Linked DNA regions of Homo sapiens: region 2 is linked to region 1. A link is an interaction called in ENCODE POLR2A ChIA-PET data of the cell type or tissue named here. Cell type or tissue: GM12878. All regions are shown on one strand.

Region 1 (5,000 bases):
CGCCGTTACATAATAACTGATATTTATGTAGTAAACCCTTATGGTTTTCAAGTATATCATACATTATCTCCCTTTAAACGCAGCAGTTTTTTGAGTGGTTAATCATCATCATCATCATCATCATCACCACCAACATCATCATCAGCAGCAGCATCATCAGCATCATCTTCACCATTACCATCATCACCACCACCATCATCATCACCACCACCACCATGATTATTATAATCATCATCTCACTACCACCACCACCACCACCACCACCACAACTACAATCACCACCACCATCACCACCACCACCATGATTATTATAATCATCATCTCACTACCACCACCACCACCACCACCACCACAACTACAATCACCACCACCATCACCACCACCACCATGATTATTATAATCATCATCTCACTACCACCACCACCACCACCACCACCACAACTACAATCACCACCACCATGACCACCACCACAACTACAAGCACCACCACCACCACTACCACCAGCACCACCACAACTACAATCACCACCACCACCACCACCACAGCTACAATCACCACCACCACCACCACCACCACCACCACAACTACAATCACTACCACCATCACCACCACCACCACCATCACCATCATCGTGAATATCATCATCATCACCTCACCACCACTACCATCACCACCACCACCACAACTATAACTATCACCACCATTATCACCACCACCATCATCAACATTATCATCATAATCATCATCACCATAACCACCACTACAACCATCACTACCATCACCATCATAACCAATACCACTACCACCACTATCATCATCATGATTATTATCATCATCACCTTACCACCACCACAATTATTATTATCTCTATAATCGCTACCACCACTATCATCACTACCACCAGTCCAACCACTACCGCCACCACCACCATCATCATCAGTATCATCATAATCATCATCACCATTACCACCACTACAACCACTACTACCATCACCTTTATTATCATCATTTTCACTGGAAAAAGGGAATTGAATCTTCTCAGGGGTTAGGTAATTTGCCTAAAGCCAAACAACTAGTAAGTTGAACTAGGTTTTATGAGTTCAAATATTTTGCTCATTCCACAGCATATATGTTACTTCCCCTCAGTTTGGAAGTCTGGAAGCTAAAAATCAAAGATTTAAAAACAACAATGGCTTCAGAATTTCTGTATGCAAAGTACCCAATACAGCAATATGGTTAGAAAAGGGGTCTGGGCCTTCTCTAGAAGCTGTTTGCAGAGCAACACGTGATTTTTTACTCAGATTGTAGAATGCAGACCACTCAAAACTGCAATGTTTTCTTTAAAAAGCTTTCTATTACGCTTTCTATTAAGATTAAAAATTTTAATTGATTTTTCAGTTTTTAGAGATGCTTGTGGAGATTAATAGGGGTGTGAGTCATGCCCTACCTCAAAAACATTCTTGGTATCCCTCAGCATATGAACCACAAGTTGAAGGAGAAGAGTTTGTTTTTCCTAATATTTTAGTCACGTAATTTATCTGAAGGCAGTTAAGAGAGTTAAGAGTGCCTTCTACAAATCATATCTGCTTATTTGAGTCTTTGGTATATTTTTTTAAATACCATTCTACTAGTGTATTTTGCTGTTATAAATAGAAAGAAAATTCCCACCATAGAAAATGTTTTCATATTTATTCTCTCTCAGAGATTTCTGAAGTTCAATTTATAGAGAATAAAAAAATTATACTCAAAGGCTCAGCCAGCTGACTCATCTTGTGATCTGAAAGGCAAGTTATCTTTTTGTTACTTCTTACACTGAATGAACAGTTTAGAATGAAGTCAAGAGGGAGAAGGGACCAGCTGCTCTTACGCTGTTGCTGTGTGAGTGGTATAGTATAAATATTTAAACCTTTAACTCCCAATAATTCAAAGGCAAAGAAAGAAAAATCTGTGGAGAAAAGTAGCACCATAACCTCATCACTTTCCGGAAGGCAGCAACGTCTTTCTTCTCTTTATTTTATTTAGAAATAATTGCTGTCTAGGACTAAACTTGTAATATAGCCACAGACGAAATAACCCCAGGATCTCTTCTCTGTTTAGAGGTTCTCTATTAATGAAAATCTTTACAAAGCTAGATCCGAGTGTGTTCTCTCTTCCTCAGTTTGGAAAAGAGACACTTTACCCACCCCAAAAAGTTCCCATGTTTCTCACATTTATATTTTAAGTTTCAAGAGTTTTACTTTGTATCCATCACTGTGTCTTTAAGTATCTTCTGCGTGAAGCATTTTTTAAGCAAACCGAGACATGAAAAAATTGAAGATAGAGAAAGCCAACATGTGAAAGAATGATGACATAAATTATTATTAATTTGCTTTCTGGAGAAACACTGCCAATTATATCTGGCTTTTGATTGCTATCACAGCATAGGTCAAAATCTTTCTCTTAAAAATATCTGAAAAGGATAAACTAAATTGTTCTTTTTTTTTTTTTGGAAGGAATATTCTAAATGATAAGATATGCTCTGGCTACACAGCACAAAGTAAAGATGGTTTTTAGCTTACATGATCTGATTTGTCTGTCAACAAGAATCCAACAGTTCAGGCTCTTGACACGTCCCTCTTCAGCCTAGGGTGTGCAGATGTTATGGAATCATCACCCTCATAGTCAGCCAAGCACATCCTCATTTCAGGGTCCCAGAAACTAGCACCTGGCACAGCCTGGACCATACTGAATGATGAGGAAGTACAAGAGAGTTTACTGTCTCATTAGCACTTGCATTTCTAGTTTCATTTTCTTCTTTCCATTTTCACTTTCTAGGACCATTTACTAGTTCTTTTTCTTGCTCTCCAACTTTTCTCTGTCCTTCTGGTACTTGAAAGAGTCACTTTAATTTGTCTCAACTAATACCTTTTCTCTTTTAAAATATCTTCCAAAATCAACTGAATTTTAAACATTTTAGTTAAACATCACAGCTTTTGGCAGATAATTAGTAGACAAAATTTTGCCATCCGAAAATAAATGAGAAGTTGAATAAACTGACATTTGCTTAGCACAATAAAATATAGAAGGCAGGCTGAGCATGGTGGCTTACGCTTGTAATCCCAGCACTTGGAGAGGCCTAGGTGGGAGGATCACTTAAGGCAAGGAGTTTGAGACCAACCTGGGCAACATAGTGAGAGGCTGGCTTTACAAAAAAAATTAAAAAATTAGCTGGATATGGTGGTGCACACCTGTAGTCCCAGCTACTTGGAGGCTGAGGCAGGAGGATCCCTTGAGCCCAGGAAGTTGAGGCTGCAGTGAGCTGCAATCACACCACTGCACTTCAGCCTGGGTGATAGAGCGAGAGCCTGTCTCTTGAAAAAATACAGGAGGCATAGTTAGCCAGATAAATCACATCTTTTTAATAAATATGTTGGCTTGTGTAAGTGAAGTGGCTTCTATCAAAAAGAGAGGTGGGAGTGCAACCCTCCAGATTTATTTTAATATTTTGGTCACAAAAACTACACATTTCTTTTTCTTTGTTTAAATTATCATACCTACAATGAGTATGCATGTACTTTTAGTTTTCAACTCAAGCCCTATAGAAGACATACTCTAGTATATCTTACACACATCATTCCTAAAAAGTTAAGACTTGGCTTGCTGCTCATAGAGATATTAAAATAAACATCTAAAATGTTTTACTTGTAGTTTTGGGCCCCTTTTGGCATTGGCCTGATCTAAACAGGTTACCCTGAGGTCACTGGGGGCCATAAATCAGGGGGGTGGACTGGTGGCTAAGACAGCCTGCATAGCTTTAGTGCAATGTGCTATTTTAGTTTATGCCCCTGCAATGACACCATCTCTTTGGCACCAGCCAAAGAAAGCTTCCTAGACATCTATGGGAAGAGAATGTTTTGCAGTAATCCAAGGCAGAGGTCACACAAGCATGAATTACTGTGGGGAGGTCTTTGTCTGCTCCAGACCCTGGGACAAATAAAGTAGGGAAAGTGACTTCCAACTAAAGCATTTATCCAGGAATTCGGGGGTGGAAATTGATCCAAGCAATCTTGGCAAATTGTGAAAGCAAAGAGTGACCAATTCTTTTCAACCCAGGAAACTAGGGCAGCCTCTTTCTGCCCCTTTTCCAATCCCGTTATTGGGTCCACTTGAGAAACCCAGATATTTCTTGAGAAAGATTCAGCATAGTTAAATAGCAATGCTTGTATTTATTTATGTTATAAAATGTGGCATAATCACACAAAAATCTCCAATCCTCTCTAGCCAAGGCTCATATACTTTTACATTTGATTTCTCTTACTTTTTCCATGGAGGGTATGACTTAACCAGTCTGAACTTTCAACATTTACTAGTTTTGTACATAATATGAATTTAATTGCTTTTTTCCCCTTTCTTCTTTCTATTAATTTTGGAAGGAGCAAATACAATTCAGGAAACAATATCAAAATATTCCAGATTATACCAGATTGCATAATTATTTACCTATTAAAAGAAAAATACTACCTTGGTTTTGTAAACAGCCTACATGGAAAGACAAAAAAAATAGGTATTTATCCTAATTACAATTCTTTTTGTGTGTGTGTGTGTGTTAAGTGTTTTGTAGTCTTCTTGCTCCCTCTGACCTGAAGTTCCCTTTGAAAAGGAAAAAGTGCTAACTTACTTGGCTTGGAGAAAGGAGAGAGGCTTGGTTCAAAAGTGACTGCCAATTTTTTTCCAACCAGCTGTTAGTCTCCTTAAGAGCAACAGGCAGCTAATGGTTGAATGGACTTCCTTTTGCCAGTTCATCTCCATCTGGGAGAGTTCCCCTCCTTTGTGGAGGTTGAAACAACTTTCTCAGACACAGTTATCCAGGACAGAAGTATTCTCATGCTCAGTTGCACTCTACCAGCTCTGGGGGACATTTGAAAATCTGACAAATGCTTTGTAGTTTCTTGTGATCTTCAAGCATAATCTTAAAAGGCATGTAAGTGTCCAGGAAATACAAGAACCTGAGAAATACTTT
Region 2 (5,000 bases), 420 kb before region 1:
TTGTCTAATATAAGAATAGCTACTCCTGCTCACTTTTGGTGTCCATTTGATTGGAATGCCTTTTTCCACCCCTTTACCTTAAGTTTCTGTGAGTCCTTATGTATTAGGTGGGTCTCTTAAAGGCAACAGAAAGTTGGTTGGTGAACTCTCATCCATTCTGCAATTCTGTATCTTTTAAGTGGAGTATTTAAGGCATTTACATTCAATGTTTGTATTGAGATGTGAGGTACTATTCCAGTCATCATGCTATTTGTTGCCTGAATACTTTTGGGTTTTGTTTTGTTTTGTTTTTTAATTGTATTTTTGTTTTATAGGTCCTGTGAGATTTATGCTTTAAAGAGGTTCTGTTTTGATGTGTTTCCAGGATTTGTTTCAAGATTTGGAGCTCCTTTTATCAGTTCTTGTAGTGTTGGTTTGGTAGTGGCGAATTCTCTCAGCATGTGTTTGTCTGAAAAAGACTGTATCTTTTCTTCATAAATGCAGCTTAGTTTCTCTGGATACAAAATTCTTGGCTGATAATTGCTTTGTTTGAGGAGGCTGAAGATAGGGCCCCAGTCCCTTCTAGTTTGTAGGGTTTCTGCTGAGAAATCTGCTAATCTGATAGGTTTTCCTTTATAGGTTACCTGGTGCTTTTGCCTCACAGCCCTTAAGACTCTTTCCTTCGTCTGAACTTCAGGTAACCTGATGACAGCGTGCCTAGGGGATGATCTTTTTGTGATGAATTTCCCAGGTGTTCTTTGTGCTTCTTGTATTTGGATGTCTAGGTCTCTAGCAAGGCTGGAGAAGTTTTCCTCGATTATTCCCCCAAATATGTTTTCCAAACTTTTAGAATTCTCTTCTTCCTCAGGAACACGTATTATTCTTAGGTTTGGTTGTTTAACATAATCCCAGACTTCTTGGAAGCTTTGTTCATATTTTCTTATGCTTTTTTCTTTGTCTTTGTTGATTGGGTTAATTTGAAAACCTTGTCTTTGAGCTTTGACGTTCTTTCTTCTGCTTGTTCAATTCTATTGCTGAGGCTTTCCAGAACATTTTGCATTTCTATAAGTGCACCCATTGTTTCCTGGAGTTTTGATTGTTTTTTATTTATGCTATCTATTTCATTGAAAACTTCTCCCCTTATTTCTTGTATCTTTTTTTTTTTTTTTGTGACTTCCTTAAATTGGGCTTCGCCTTTCTTTGTTGCCTCCCTGATTAGCTTAATAAATAACTATCTGAATTCTTTTTCAGGTAAATCAGGGATTTCTTCTTGATTTGGATCCATTGTTGGTGAGCTCATGTGATTTTTGGGGGGTGTTAAAGAATCTTGTTTTTTCATATTATCAGAGTTGGCTTTCTGGTTTCTTCTTATTGGGGTAGGCTCTGTCAGAGGGAAGGTCTAGGGCTGAAGGCTGTTGTTCAGATTCTTTTGTCCCACGGGATGTTCCCTTGATGTAGTAGCTCCCCCTTTTCCTAGGGATGTGGCTTCCTGAGAGCCGAGCTGTAGTGATTGTTATCTGTCTTCTGGATCTAGCCACCCAGCAAGTCTACCAGGCTCCAGGCTGCTACTGAGGGTTGTCCGCACAGAGTCCTGTGATGTGAACCATCTGTGGGTCTCTCAGCCGTAGATACCAGCACAGTATTTGGGGTGTCTCCCAGGTCCTGCAGGAGCAATCTGCTTCCTTCACAGGATCTGTATGCTCTCCCAGTTTTCCTGATTTATTCCTGCAGTCGTTCTGGAGCAAAAGTTCACAATGCAAGCCTCCACATGCTGTTTTGTCCATCCGAGTGGGAGCTGCAATCTAGTCCTGCTTCCCATCCACCATGATCTCTAAAATTATCTTTCTTTTCACCTTCGATTTTTCTTGAGGTTATGTGTTGTGTTTGTTCATGCTTGTGTTCCTTCTAATTTGGTTTTCATTTCTGAAATGATTTACTTCTTTCTTCTGATTCTTTCCTATATTCCTTCACCTCATTTCCAAAGTTTTCTAGCCTCAGTTCATGTTGGTTGTTCTTTTGTGTCTTGATGTGATTTTCTTGTCATCTTTTACCTTGTTTTGAAATTGTAAGTTACAGTTTGGGTCTGGTTTTTAATGTTGTTTGTTTTGTTTTGTTTTGTTTTGTTTTTGAGACAGAGTTTCACTCTTGTTGCCCAGGCTGGAGTGAAATGACACAGTCTTGGCTCACTGCAATCTCCGCCTCCCTGGTTCAAGCGATTCTCCTTCCTCAGCCCTCCAAGTAGCTGGAATTGCAGGCACACACCATCATGCCCGTCTATTTTTTGCATTTTTAGTAGAGACGGGGTTTTGCCATGTTGGCCAGGCTGGTCTGGAACTCCTCACCTCAAGTGATCCACCCACCTTGGCCTCCTAAAATGCTGGGATTACAGGTGTGAGCCACCGCACCTGGCCCAGTTTGGGTCTGTTTTGTGGGCATGTCTTTCTGGTATGCTTTTGTTGTCTATAGGGATATTATTCTACTTCTTATTATTTTTTCTATTTTTTTCTTTTTTTTCTTGAGACAGAGGCTGGAGTACTGTGTTGCTATCACGGCTCACTGCAGCCTCGACCTCCCAGGCTCAAGCGTTTCTCCTGCCTCAGCCTCCCAAGTAGCTGGGACTACAGGTGTGCACCACCATACCCAGCTAATTTTGTTTTTTATTTTTTCGTAGAGATAGGGTCTCACTATGTTGCGTAGCCTGGTATAGAACTTCTGGGCTCAAGCAGTCCTCCCACATCAGCCTCCCAAAGTGCTGGGGTTACAAGCATGAGCCACCACACCCAGCCTCTTTTCTTTTAACAACTTTTTATGGGATTTGACCTCAGTGTTCTTGTCAGAATTTTATTTTTATGTGAAGTTAGTTTTCTGAACTTTTGGAAGAAGGCCCAGTTAGGAATATAGCTTCTTTTCCTTCACAGTGTACCTTTTGCTTCCTTGTGTATCGTGTTCAAAGATAAGGTAGCTTGCTTCCTGGCTGGCTCCATCCCCTTCCCCTGTTTTTATCAGGGCCTCCTCATCTTTCATCACACGGCTCCCAGGGGCTGGACTCTCCATGCCCTTCATTCCTTATTGCAGCATCCCATGTACTCACCTACTATTGACATTGCAGCATCCCATGTACTCACCTACTATTGATAGGGCAAGGCCCTCCCACTTACAGCTGCTGTTCTCAGAGGAACAGCTGTGGACTATTTGGGGTTCTCTGTTATTGGGTATACCACACGGCCCGTTGCTGCCCCCTGCTTCCTCTCACACAGGTGCTGATATGACGGTCAGGTCTTGTCAACACAGGTGGTATATTCTTACCCACTTGTAATTTGTGGTTTGTGGAGATACCTTGTTGTAAATGTTTGTTGTAATTGTCTTGTGAATGTCTCTGAGATTTGGGGTTTGCTGTCTAATTGCTGTTTTCATGAGGATATTGAGGGAGACTCACAAACTCATCTTCCCAGAATCTCCAGTCAGATTTATGTAATAAGCTAATTGTTAATGGAATCCAGAAATTAAAATAATTCAGGATATGTCTTATCCAAAGGGAATCTCTATGGAAAGAGCATGAGTGTCCAGATCAGGTAGCTGTGGGTTTGCATGCGGGTTCTGTTACTAGCTGTGGCCTTGGCTGCATTCTTCTCTGCTATGCCTCCCTTTCTTCATCATCCCCCTGGGAAATCACCTATGGAAAGGCTTTGCACTGCTGCCCTGCACCTAGTAGGTGCTCATTAAATGCCCCTTTTCACTTTCCCACCCTTGATTCTACAGGTGAATCAAGTAACTTTTTTCTTGGCATCTCCTTTGATTTTTCTCAGGGCAGAAATTCAGGTTTTTTTATTTGCTTCTTTATTAGTTTGAACAGACCGTGGCATTGAAATGCATGCTCTGGCCAGGCCCGGTGGCTCACAACTGTAATCCAAACACTTTGGGAGGCTGAGGTGGGCGGATCACTTGAGGCCAGGAGTTCGAGACCAGCCTGGCTAACATGGTGAAAACCGTCTCTACTAAAACTACAAAAATTAGCCAGGCACGCACCTGTAATCCCAGCTACTCGGAAGGCTTAGGCAGGAGAATCACTTGAATCTGGGAGACAGAGGTTGCAATGAGTGGAGATTATGCCAATGCACTCCAGCCTGGGTGACAGAGCAAGACTGTCTTAAAAAAAAAAAAGAAAGAAAGAAACTTATACTCTAAGAATTTTGTTTGTTTGTTTGTTTTTTTGAGACAGGGTCTTGTTCTGTTCCCCAGGCTGGAGTGCAGTGGCGCAACCTTGGCTCACTGCAACCTCCACCTCCTGGGCTCAAGTGATCCTCTCAACTCTGCCTCCCAAAGCGCTGAGATTACAGGCATGAGCCACCATGTCCGGTAGAAATTTTATTGTAATGATCTTTAACAACCCATTAATATTAACGTGACTTTAGCACTAATAAGAATTATATTTAAACTTCAAATATATTCTTAGTCTGTCCCCAGTGTCAGCTTAATTTTTCTTCCATTACTTTTTGGGTTAAGTATCTATTTATTTCTCTTTTCTTTTTTTTTTTTTTTTTTTCAGTTTGGTAAATTGTTGGCACATGTTTGCTGTTTCTCTTTATAGCTTGCAAGCCAGGCTGGGATTCCTTCAGGTGTATACAATGTTATTCCCTGTTCTCGAAAGAATGCCAAGGAAGTAGGGGAGGCAATTTGTACTGATCCTCTGGTGTCCAAAATTTCCTTTACTGGTTCAACAACTACAGGAAAGGTATGTGACTCAAGTTTCAAAGAAAACAAATGTCTTTCTAATATTTTATCTTGATAGGTTATAAAAATACTATTTCATCCTGATCACCAATTTTGGAAAGATTTCCAGCAGAGTGTTAAAAGCTCTGTCGCAGGCCAAGCACGGCGGCTCATGCCTGTAATTCCAGCACTTTGGGATGCTGAGGTGGGCAGATCACTTGAGGCCAGGAGTTCGAGACCAGCCTGGCCAACATGATGAAACCCCCTCACAGAAAATACAACAATTAACCAGGCATGGTGGTGCACACCCG

The links. ChIA-PET counts read pairs that join two places held together with the same protein. Peaks named below come from ENCODE experiments on the same cell type or tissue, not always from the same donor. Only the 100,000 strongest peaks of a DNase experiment are listed, where the experiment ranks them.
Region 2: POLR2A ChIA-PET joins it to region 1 with 5 read pairs; 2 of 35 experiments call an interaction of 5 or more read pairs at or near these places.

Annotation. Positions count from the first base shown.
Region 1 is chr6:24,926,723-24,931,722 of GRCh38, forward strand. All of the region lies in intron 1 of RIPOR2 (RHO family interacting cell polarization regulator 2), which reads right to left. Among named protein-coding and RNA genes, the nearest start is that of RIPOR2, 6.7 kb to the right of the region's middle. RefSeq lists an enhancer at 2,734-2,853. In GM12878, no CTCF peak of the experiment used is centred here; a DNase peak (open chromatin) is centred at 2,715; H3K4me3 peaks cover 2,368 bases; H3K27ac peaks cover 3,254 bases.
Region 2 is chr6:24,510,600-24,515,599 of GRCh38, forward strand. It overlaps ALDH5A1 (aldehyde dehydrogenase 5 family member A1), which reads left to right. Exons shown (of 10, transcript NM_001080.3): 5 at 4,568-4,711. Among named protein-coding and RNA genes, the nearest start is that of ALDH5A1, 18 kb to the left of the region's middle. RefSeq lists a silencer at 3,143-3,232. In GM12878, a CTCF peak has its summit at 3,223; no DNase peak of the experiment used is centred here.